2 separate regions of the Mus musculus genome follow, and region 2 is linked to region 1. The links are chromatin contacts, found by Hi-C in ENCODE. All regions are on one chromosome and are shown on one strand. Each heading gives the region's core, a stretch centred on a gene start or an enhancer-like site at or near the end of the contact. The rest is flanking DNA. Distances are from core to core; before and after follow the strand shown. Region 1 overlaps E2f3 (E2F transcription factor 3). Region 2 has its middle 7.5 kb from the start of Gm34721.

Region 1 (6,136 bases), core at 3,246-5,745:
ATCTCTGTGATTTCAAAACAAGTCCATTGATGGCGAGGGACTGGGCAGGTACCTCTGGGTAAAGCATTGGTGTGTGTGTGTGTGTGTGTGTGTGTGTGTGTGTGTATGAAGACCTGAGTTCGGATCCTCAAAACCCACATGTCTATAGTCCTCAGGTGCAATGAACTCTGTCTTAAAATATAAGATAAAGGGTCTGGAGAGATGGCTCAATGGTTAAAGGCACTGGCTGATCTTCAAAGAGAGGACTTGAGTGTGATTCCCAGCATCCACATGACCAGGGGATCTGATACCTTCTGGCCTCTTTGGGCATACAGGCAGGCAAAACAACCCATACACATTTTTTAAGGTGATTCAGCAGGCAAATACACTTCCTCCAAGACTGAACCCCTGAGTTCGGTTCCTGGGATCTTCATGGTAGAAGGAGAAAAGCAACTCTTGGGAGGTGTCCACCACAGGCACATCATAGTACATAGAATAAATGTGTGTGTGTGTGCGCGCGCACAAAGTTGGAAAGCAACTGAGGAAGACAGCTGGTGTTGGTCTGTGGCCTCCATTTGCATACAGCACACACAAAATGAGTCCCCTGTAATGCTTGCTAGCTTCTGCGACTGTAAAGGTGGTTTGGGCCCTGTGCTGGGTCTGCTGAACTCTGGTTCCACAGCTCGTCCCTTGACTCCCTCCATTTCCCAGCCAGCTCTGTGCAGACTGATGGTGTTGATGGCTCTAACATTAGGTGCACATGGTACTTACTGCCTAGTGGTCTCACCAGTGGCTTCCTAGTGCCCCTGCCACCCACAGCACCCTGTAAGTCAGGACAGTTGATGCCCGAGAAACAGCCTCTCACCCTGGGGCGATAAATGCCACTGGGTGGATGGGTGGTACTTGGAGTTCCATTTTGAATGCTTCCTAGGGAGCCGCAGCAGACTCAGGCCACTGTTTCCTATCTCTACAACCTGGTACTTTCTGGGGTCATTTCTAGTTAAACCGTTGAAACGTGCTCTGGTAGTTCTGGAGACCCAAAGCCCAAGGTCATGGTCTCACCAGGTTGGTGTCCCCAGAGCGTCACTCTGCTGTGCATAGGTGCCTGCTGTCACTATAGCCTTGCTTTTTCATACAGACCAGCGGCATAGTGTCACCACCTGCCCCAAACAAAGACCTTGTTTTATAACTTCATCTCTTTAAAGGTGCTGCTGCAAATGCAGTGACATTTTGAGGTCCGGGGGTTAGGGCTTCAGCACATGGATTTATGGGGGGGGGGCGTCACCATTACTAACACCTATGAAGAACAATTTGGGCTAGGATATGTGTCTTTCAATGGAATTATTTGGCTTTGAGTTTGGAGGTTTCACAAAACTCTACTTTATCTAAAAGTGACCTGCGGTTGAAGTCTTCCAATGAGTCCGAACAAGGAAGAAAGATGGTCCCACTAGGCAGCCATTTCCTCTTAGTCTATTGGCCTGGGACGGCCTGGAAGAAGAGCTGCTGTCAGACTGGAGAAGTGTGACACCGGCATAAGAACACGGTGAACGGTTGAGAGAACCGCTTCCATGCGGTTGAGCAAATGAAGGAACGGTTAGGATTATGGGGTGGCTGTGGTGTGGCCCAGAAACCCTCACACAGATCTGTGTGTGGCCTGCAGTGCGAAGGGTGAATGATGAGAACAGAATGTAGCAGGGGCAGTGAACAGGCTCCCCTTGGGGCTTCTGTGAGGGGGTGTCAGGTAGGTGTGTTAGGAGCATGGAGCTTTGAGAAAGGGTCTATGATAGAATTGTCCAGGGAAGCCTTGCAGGTGTTGCCAACTTGTGCCCTGCCCTGGACCATGGCACCCCCTGCTTCCTCTGCCTGGAGCAGCCTGGCCTCGCACAGTCATGTCTTGTCATCCACTCTGCCTCACTTCTTGTCCTGTCATTCACTGTCTGAAGTCAGAATCTTAGCTGACATCTACATAATGCTCCATTATTTGCTAAATGAGTGAAGGCAAGGCGCCCATTACATACATACATACATACATACATACATACATACATACATACATACAAATTTAAATTCACTTTTGGAAACAAAACAAATGTGTTGTCCTAGTTAGAGTTACTATTGCTGCAGTGAAACAACTTCTGCTTCTGTGTCATACATAGTCCATCATCAAAGGAAGCCTGGGCAGGCACTCAAACAGGGAAGGTCCTGGAGACAGGAAATGATGCAGAAGCCATGGAAGTGTGCTTGCTCATTATGGCTTGCTCAGCTTGAATCCAGGACCACCAGCTCAGAGAAGTCACTACCCACAATGGCTGGACCCTTCCCCATCGATCACTAATTAAGGAAATGCCTTATAACTGGATATTATGGGGGCATTTTCTCAGTTGACCTTTCTGATGACTCTAGTTTGTGTCAAATTAACATAAAAGTAGCTAGGACATATGTAGAGTCAAGAGGAACAACATAAAATATCTTACTTACTGGTTACTGACATGACATTTTAACTATTCCTTGTTAAATTTTAGCATTAAGGGGGAAAAAACCTTAAATAAAATGGAGCCAGACCTTCAGAAGGTCGTGAAGAATTCCAAAAGCTAGATTTTAAACAGATTATCATTGGACTGAGTTCTGGAGACCATCCATTGTTTTATTTGTTGAGATAAGGTCTCGTTAGCCCAGCCTGGCTGGCCTGGAACTCACTATGTGGACTCCAGGGTGGCCTTAGGCTTGCAGTAGTTCTCTGTCCTCAGCTTCCTGTCTGCTGGGATTGTAGGTGCACCTCACTGTGGTGACCATGTAGATACTCTGTAACTGATGTTTATCCTTCCTCACCTGGACAAGTCCCAGCTGCCGATAATACATATATTTATCATGGTTTTAAGATTTTAAAGCTACAGGAGTTCTTTGGACCTCCTGGATCTTCAAATCTAACAGGTTTGTTACTGTATCATACATACCTTTTTGGTGCTTTGAAAAGCTGTGTTTCCGTACAGGGCATTTTCTTGGCATGTTTTATTTTTCAGAGTCCAAAAACAGTAGGCCTAGAAAGACTGTCATAGCCTTTGCTAGAGGGCCGGAAGGAAGGAGGCCACCCCCTCAACTCTAACTAGGGAACTCAGCTGGTACAGATTGCCTCGCAAGAAGGGAGCTCTGAGTTCAATCCCCAGCACTGTGTAAACAAGCTCCCCTGGAGTAGGGTCGGAAGTTCAAGGCCAGCCTGGGCTACTTGAGACCCAAATCTGGGGTGGATGTGTGTAGAACAAGAAGCTCTGTCTAGGAAGTGCTCAGTGCTGTGGGCTCACCCCTCCCTCTGAAGCCGCTCCCACGTCTGTCAGTTTCCGATAGGGTTATAATGGTCACTGCTCAGTGTATCAGGACTGCCACAGGATATCCAGGCTTTGATGAAGGAGCAGAAGGATCTGGGACAGCTGGTCAAAACAAGCTTGTCCTCCCTCGTGGGAGGAGGGACAGAGCTTTCCAGTTGATCTTTTGGTTAAGACCTTAATTAAAAACAGCCTCTCGGTCCACTTGTGGCAAGAATTTATTAAAGGAAAACAACCATGAGCAAGCCAGTGCTGTCTTCTCAAACAGAGGCCCACATGGGAATCCCGGCTTAAATTCTGGTGAACTAACACAAGGAGCCAAGACACCACGGACGGGTTACTTAACAGTTTGTGATGCATGTAATTAGGGGGAGGATTGATCTCTGAGATCTAAGAATCTCCGTACTTGAAGACACTGTGATTTGTGGCTTAATTAGAAACCCTGGTGTCATGGTGCCAGAAGGAAGAGGTATAGTCCTTAATTTCCCCCTGTGCCACCTCAGTCTTATGCCTCGACATCTCATTCCATGGAGTCCTCATTATTACCGGAAGTCTCTTGCTTGTTCTTTGTAAAAAATAGAGAGACAGCCACAAATTTCTTCCACAGCGCCTTAGGGTGGGCAGCAAGGCATCACTTTTGTGGTGTTTGGGAGCAGAGGGATTCAGGTATTGGGCTTCCCTGCCCTGACTCCCCGTTCACTGCTCCATGCTTTTATGGTGGCTTGGTGTGAGCGAGCACTGGGGACTCCACTAGGACTTACAGGGAACTGGGTACATAGCCATAGAAAGAACGCTTGACAGATGGAACCGTGGGAAACCTGGATGGTGACCCACTGCAGGCCGGCATCAGAGAAGACACAGGAGCATGGAGCCAGAGCCGGTTGCAGATAGGTGTGGCCTTGAACTGAGCAAGGTCCCTCGGGGGTTTGTTTGTTCCTCCCAACAGCTGCTCTTTGAAGTCTTAAATGGTGTATCCATTTTACAGAGGAGGAGCTTAAGGCCTAGGAGAGTTACAACATGCCCAAATTCGTTACAATATCCACAGGCCCAAAACCATGAAGTGGGGGAAAAGCCAGCAGCCAACCCAGCCTTCTTGCTGCGAGAGGCCTGAGCGTGATCTCTTGGTCCTTTAGTTTGATGGTGAGATCAAGCTACTTGGGAATAATAAAAGGCAGAGCAAGAGAAGCCTAGGGACCACACAAACACCCCCAGCCCCGCCCCACGGGGTTTTCTCTGAGTCACTCACTCTGGCTGGCTCAAACTGAGATCAGCCTGCCTCTGCCTCCCCAGGCACGGACCACCATGCCGGTTACGTGAGCTCCCCCCACCCCCCATCTTAAAACAAGTAAACCAAACCCTGGATGACAGCAACAAAGGATAATAGAAGAGTAAAACAAAGGCAGTTTGTTCTTTTAAAGGGGAAAGGGGGTGGGGTAGGGTGGTAAGGATTGACTTGCTGGACAGACAATAATTGGGATGACATGGGAGGTAAGAATGAGCTCTGTTGGATATATAATAATAATTTTAATAATGAGTGCTGCTTTATTATAGTCTTCCCTGGTCTCTTTCAACATCCTCAAAAAAAAAAGAGAACTTTTCAAACTGAGGGATGCTTGACCTTAACGTACTTGAGATTATCAATTCCAGGCTGTGGCCCTGTTTATTAGATGACTTCCTTAAAAGTCCCAGGCTAGGCAATAGTGATGCCGGCCTTTAATCCCTGCAGAGACAGATGGATCTCTTGAGTTAGTGGCCAGCCAGGCTGCATTGTGAGGTTCAGGAAAGAATAGGACCTTAAAGACCAAAGGAATATCTACACTGCTTATGGTTTAAGCTGTTCAACTCCACTGATGTTGTTCTGATAAGAAGAGTCATGCGAAATGAAAGCATTATGGTTGGGTCAACTTACATAGTGGGAAATCTTACAAAACTAAAAGTTGGTCTGTGGGGCTGGAGAGATGGGTCCGTGGATAAGAGTGCTTTCCTGTGCCAGTGTGAGGGTCTGAGTTTGAATCCACAACACTCATATAAAAAGCCAGGCATGGCCAGCTGTGTCTAACTCAGCTCGGTCCTGTCCTCTACATAGAGCGTGCATGTGTGTGTGTGCGCGCGCGCGCACACACACGGAGGGATCTGTCTGTATTCACAGATGAGAAAAAGAAGGCTCAGTTGGCTCACCAATATGGTTCGGTAAAGCATCAGGCAAGAACAGCTCCTTCCATTTCGACTCAGTTTGGTAGTTTGTGACATGACAACACCGGAGTGTTCGATTTTTGATGTAGAAAGAAGCCGTTCTTATTCTTGGGCATGGAAGTTGACCTAAGCCAAGGTTGGAAATACAGTGAAACAATCCAGTCGTCTACAGAAAACGTTAAAATTAGGGGTTTTTGAAAAGTAGTTTGTTCCTGTAGTGTTGGTGGATTGTTCTCCCGAACTTAAGTAACAGCTATGTTCACTCAGCAAAGGGGAATGGGAAACTTTGGAGCAAAAGCCTCTAGCGTCCAGTGGAAAAACAGTGGTCTGTTCCAATCTGAGTGTGTGCGGGGGGGGGGGGGGGGGGGACGGGGACGGGGACGGGGACGACACTAAAACCACTTTGTTTCATAGCCTGGTGGGGAAGGGACTGGGGAATTTCCTGTCTCTTTTCCCCTATCCTGGTTTGGTAACGACTCCAGCAGCAGGGGCTTGCTCAGGACCAGCCTGAGCATTGTCGTGTGCACCCACGCTCTGCTTGGCTGTAAGATTTATTTAATGACATGTGTGACTCTGAGACTATTCATGATAGTGAATACCACAGATTTGGCTGGGTAACGTGACAGTTTTTATTTGCTTTAAGT
Region 2 (5,827 bases), core at 903-3,402, about 29 Mb before region 1:
AAAGACTGTAACCCATTTAAAGAGGGACGGTCCTTAGACCATCCCTTCCCATACTGCCAGGGCTTCTTTACCAACCAATCAGCATAAAGTGCTCCATACATAGCAGACAAAATGTCCAGAGGCAGTGTAGAAACGCCACAGGTTAAAGGTAACATTGTTGCAAGCATCTCGCTTTTCTGTTCCTAATGGGAACCTGAAACTGTGCTTGGATTTTGACAAGAATGATTTTCTCCCAAAGCAAGCACAGATCCATTCCTGAGACAACCCTGCTGTGTGTGACATTGCCTCCTCCTTTAAAAACCTCCTGTCTGCTCCAGGTCTGATAGCTAGAATGGCTGGGATCCTACCTCAACCTACTATCTGGGAAAGAGAGAGAGAGAGAGAGAGAGAGAGAGAGAGAGAGAGAGAGAGAGAGAGAGAGAGAGAGAGAGAGAGAGAGAGAGAGAGAGAGAGAGAGAGAGGAGAGAGAGAGAGGAGAGAGAGAGAGAGGAGGGAGGGCGCAATGGGAGTAAGAGAGGGATCCAGGCAGGAGGGAAGGTATTCTGGAGATGCTTGCCTTCCTCTTGTCCCCAGGAGTCACAGCCTGGAGGAGAAGGCTGAGGGTGCCAGCCTGAGGGCATGCTTGTCTTCAGGGAAAGAGAACTCATCATTCCGACAGCTGTCAGGCCACCATGCAGGAGAGTTTGGAACCTAGACAGTGATGTCAGGGGCCACATCCTACTAGGGCTGCTTGCTTATGGCATGCCTCCTGCCCTCTGAACTTAACCTAGGAAGAAGATGGACTTGGGAGGGGGTCACTTAACTCAGTGCTTGTCTTCCCCATGTGACCCCATTGAACAAATGTCCTTTCTCTGCTCCCCACTATCTTTTGTCAATTTAAATAATCTACAGAGAATGGATGCCGGCCATGGAGGCCTCGGCTCTGCCTCTCACAGTCCCTTAACAAAGGGAGAACTTGTAAACTGTGAATTTCTCAGGACTTGGCTATGAGCAACAGCCTCAGATTCTGCCTAGTATCTCTCCTGGCTGCCACATCCAGCTTTGTCTGTCCCACTGGTGTGCAGTACTAAGGGATGTGGTCCTGGTTGCACCCTGGCTTTCTGCGCACATCCAGAGCTTGAAGGACGCCCTTCGGATAGTTAATAATAAGCTTCATTCTCTAGGCCCTTCTATTTTCAGCCACTGAATACAATTTATAAAGAAAAAAAAATTATCCCACCCCCAGCCCCCTGATCAGATCTCTTATAATTATAGAATAAGGCGCCTGAGAATTCACAGGGTGCTGGTTTCCACGGCAACAACAAAGCCATTCTATTCTAAAGGCCAAGCCTGAGCTCCGCCCCCTCATCCTCACCAATGTTGGCATCTTAGTGCAGCATTCCAAAATAAACTTGCTGTCTAATGTAAATCCTGTATAATTAGAGAAGAGCTAATCGGTGCCCCACAGTCTTTGTGCAACCCACGCATCATGCAGGGATTCTGGAACCGCAGTGCTGACCGATTGCTTGATGTCAGATTTTTCTCCCCCAGGGACTGGGAACTGCATAAATTCAAATGCGTGGGACCCTCCAACCGGAAAACTCCTGACTTACCAGGCACTTGGGTAATGCTTGGTCCACAGGAGCAATGGCTTTCTCTTGTCCTCCACGAAGAGGGATAGATTTCTCTCTTGGTGTCGCGCTAGTGCCAGTCATTGGTGACTCAGTTGTCCCCCACCCGCTCCCCCATTTCGCGCCTAGCTCTCCAGCTAAGACATAGGTTCGACATACTGGGGACTGTTTATTTAGTTTCCACTCCTCTACCACCATCCCTAACTTTCAGTCTAGATTTTACCAGGTTTGGACCCCACCAGGTTGCTCTTAAGACATACATTCCCGGAAAATTCCACTCTCACAGGTACATGCTGATTTACGGCTAAGGCCACAAGGCAATTAGAGAATGCTGTGAGAACTAAGCAGCATGCTTAGGACCCAGGGCTCCTTGAATCTGCAAGGACCTGAAAGACAAGAGACCTGATTCACTGGCCCGTCCAGGAGTCTGGTCCTCTTTACTTTTTGCCTAACTACCCATGAGGGATAGTGGGTTTGCTCTTATACATCAAACTTACCTCGGACTGATGCCAGAGTCTCACTCTAGCTCCTCCAGACCGTTATCTTTCCTAGATCTTGGCTTTGTGCCTTAGATGACTGAGAACAGAGGCTGTGGGTGCCAGCAGGTGGTTCTCTTTAGGGGTCCCTTTGAGCCTAAGACACATGACAACTCCCCACTGTTGCTTACCCAGGGACATTCCCTCACCTAGAAAGTGGTACCATCTTCTACCAACCCTCTACATATTGGACCTGAGACTCCAATGCAGGCTTGAGCCAGCGTCTCTTCCCTTCTAGATGGTGATGCTGGCTGGCTGGCTGGCTCTCACACTAGCCAGATTCCTCGGAATCTTTGCTCACTCTGATCAATCACCATACTATTGATGATCTTTCCCTCCACTTCCTCTCGCACAAAGCCTGGCTCCCTTCTGATCCACCCTTCCTCCCAGCCCGTTTCTAAGGATGAGTAACCCCACCCTGCCCATAGCCTGTCCCTATTCACTAGCAGTTTTCTGTCTATCACTGTGATTTCTTCAGTTAGACTCTAACTAACCTTCTTCAACGTTTGACAAAGGCTGAGGTGCTCTTCTGTGCATGACCTCTCTGCTGTCAAAGATCTGCCTGGCCACAGATAGCACGGCTTGTGAGGCTGGGGCTAGATCAGCACAGGGACACGCACTTAGTAATTTCTGAATGTGTGGGTTCTTGGTGAAGAGCCACTGTGAGGTGATCTGAAGCTGCGGATAGTGGCAAACCATTACAGGTGCTATGTGTTCTCATACGTCCACGAGCATGCTCACAACCAAGCTTAATTTATAAATTAACCACACAGCGGATCAACTGTGACAAGGGATAAAATGGAGCAATCATAACAATAACAATATAGTGTATATTGGCGGTATGTGAAGGCATATGTTCGTCCGGTGAAGTCTGGACAAACATTAACATTTCTGGGCCTTTGTTGATCACTTGAGCCTGAGAGTGTGAGTGCTACAGACCACCGCACTCTCTTTTTGTACCTTAAGATCCCTCAGTGAGGGGCTGGAGAGATGGCTCAGTGGTTAAGAGCACTGACTGCTCTTCCGAAGGTCGAGTTCAAATCCCAGCAACCACATGGTGGCTCACAACCATCTGTAATGAGATCTGGTGCCCTTTTCTGGGGTGTCTGAAGACGGCTACAGTGTACTTACATAAAATAAATAAATAAACCTTTTAAAAAATATATCTCTCAGTGAGATGTCTCAGCATGAAGCTGAGTTTGGTTACCAGCATCCACATCTAGTGGCTTAGAACTACCTGTAACTCTAGATCCAGGGGCTGTTTCTCCCTTTCTTTGTCTCCTTGGGTACTTGTACATACTTATGCACATGTACACACACACACACACACACACACACACACACATTTAATTTTTTTTCAGTTTTAGAGAAAAAGATCTTCTAGTAAGTGATTTAAAGAATGATTAGAATGAAAGCGTAAAGAATGAAACCCAAGTGTGCAAGCTATGCAGTAGAGAAGTGTGTACAGTCTATATGCAAACCCCCATCCAAATGGAAAACAAGCACAGAGAAGCAGCTAAGGGGCTTTGCATGGGGCTGGGTTGTGGGTGCAAGGAGCTGCTGAAAATCAGCAAGTGCTTCTACGAAACCCCAACGCCCAGCAGGCAGGTCAGATGCAGGGCTACATTTTGTATTTTTAAAGTCTTTAAAATCCCCGGAGATAGAAATGAAATCAACACATTTCATCGCTTTTCTGGACTGGCAAGAAAACGTGGCTGAATCTAAAGTACTGCTCTAGAAGAAGAGTTTGCGGAAACGTGGGCAGGGAGAGCTTTAAAGGCAAGTCAGAGCTTCAAGGAGGGTCGCAGGTATGCTCAAACACCGAGTTTTAGAAATTAATTGGCACATTTGTTTGATAATTATACCTTGATATAAAATTCCTTAAACTACCTCTCTTACCTGTTCTGGTCTTGCCCTGTGCTCAAAATAAACAAAGCCGTGTTGTATTGATGTTCTGGCTGTGGCAGCGGGGAAATTTAAGGCTACACTGGAGTGGGGCAGGTCACCACAGGTTGTATGCTGACTCCAGAGTAAGTATCTCAGGGAAACCCATTGCAAAGTGTTTACATGGTTTGTTCATCAGGATTGTGATGGATATGCTCAGCCCAGGGAATGGCACTATTAGAAGGTGTGGCCTTGTTGGAGTGGGTGTGTAACTGTGGGTATGGGCTTTGAGACCCTCACCCTTACCCATGGAATCATCTTGAAAATGTGTGTGTGTGTCCTAATTTTAGTCTCAAAAAATCATACCATTACCTTTTTAAAGGAATTATTTAGCTATGAACCGGTCACTTACAACTGGTGTAAACAAAAGTTCTGCAAACAGGTCTTGGTGGGAAGGGGAACCCTGGAGATGTTATATGGATGCTGATGGATGCGGTGTCACCAGGAGGAAAGTCCCCCACAGCAGAGCCTAGAGGGCCAAGGTGATCATCACAATGATGCCCTGGGCTAGAACATGATGATGCTTCTGTGTCAGGGCCATCCTGGGCTTACGGAAAGCCACCCTACCAGACATCTTTAGTTCTTGTACCTTGTAATCCCCACCATTTCTTTTAGGTTGGGCATAGTATTATTCTTTTTGTGTGCATTGCGTCCTTAATTTGCTTACCAATACAGAATTCAAATACCACATCTTTTCCATTTTAAGTACAAAATCGGACTGGGTGATTTTGCTGACTGCTATAGCAACGCCATACAATGGACATGACAAACCCAGTTTTGGAATATTTCCTGGATCCCAGCAAGGTGTCCTGCACCCACATAAATGTTAATTCTCAGTTCCAGCATTATCTTCATTGTATACAGATAGAGGTTTAAGAACTGGCACACTTTCTTTAGGGCAGAGTTAGAGATGACTACACAGAAGTTTGGCTTTGGGAACATACTGATCCTTGTTCCAGATCCTAACATTCATCTGACAAGTGCGATTAGTGATGCCTACCTTGATTAATGATGCCTATCTTGATTAGTGATACCTACCTTGTGGGGTTGTTCTAATAATTACAGCTAACAAATGCACAGGGCTTGCCTGCCACATACATTCTCGGCATCACCAAAGAACTGTTTTAGTGCAGAGACACAGATGATGATAAACAATAGGGGTTGATTAGGTATGGGGACTGAATTCAGGGGGTTCGTTTACCTATTTTATCTATTTTGCAAGTTAAGCTGTGGGACACAGCTGGAAGAAGGAAGCGATTTATTTGTGATCGATACTGGCTGCTTTAAATAATCCAATGTGTTTTGAAATCTGTTTTATTTAATTTAAATTTCTCAAGAGTTCTTTAAAAAAAAAAAACCCTACCAGAATTTCTTTCCAAAGAACTTTTCCAAATGGCTCCAATCCCTCCAGCTCTACCCAACTCTTGTCTGTATTCTACAATTTAGTCTTGCTTCCTTCTTAAATAGACCTGGGGGAGGGGAAGAGGCCCTATTCCCAGCTTTTTAGATTGGAATGGTTTTTCCTCTCCTGGTTTGAATTTTAAGGCTCATAAAATGCAGTTGTCATTTCCTGTGGGCATCCCTCATTTGCACCTTCTTTTTGTAATTAATCACCCCTGACACAAGTTCACAATAAGCTATGTGTTGGCCTGAGCTACTGATTGATATCTTGCCTTGTTAGGGTCAAGGAATTGGGCTACTGTTAGGATACCCTTGTTAGGCACTTGGAAACTAAAT

The links. A loop is a pair of places that touch in the nucleus more often than their neighbours do.
Region 2: a loop to region 1 is called in a map of T-helper 17 cell, with 70 times the contacts of the local background. The contact joins two enhancer-like sites. A Hi-C loop is called at or near these places in 3 of 37 maps with a recorded cell type or tissue (T-helper 1 cell and T-helper 17 cell).

What each region holds. Positions count from the first base shown.
Region 1 is chr13:29,955,273-29,961,408 of GRCm38, reverse strand. The region is part of intron 1 of E2f3 (E2F transcription factor 3); the gene reads left to right. Among named protein-coding and RNA genes, the nearest start is that of E2f3, 28 kb to the left of the region's middle. Within about 2 kb of position 4,495, at least 1 of the 3 ENCODE cell types and tissues checked has a DNase peak (open chromatin) inside an H3K27ac peak, as active enhancers do.
Region 2 is chr13:59,397,787-59,403,613 of GRCm38, reverse strand. No RefSeq gene overlaps it. Among named protein-coding and RNA genes, the nearest start is that of Gm34721, 7.5 kb to the left of the region's middle. Within about 2 kb of position 2,152, at least 1 of the 3 ENCODE cell types and tissues checked has a DNase peak (open chromatin) inside an H3K27ac peak, as active enhancers do.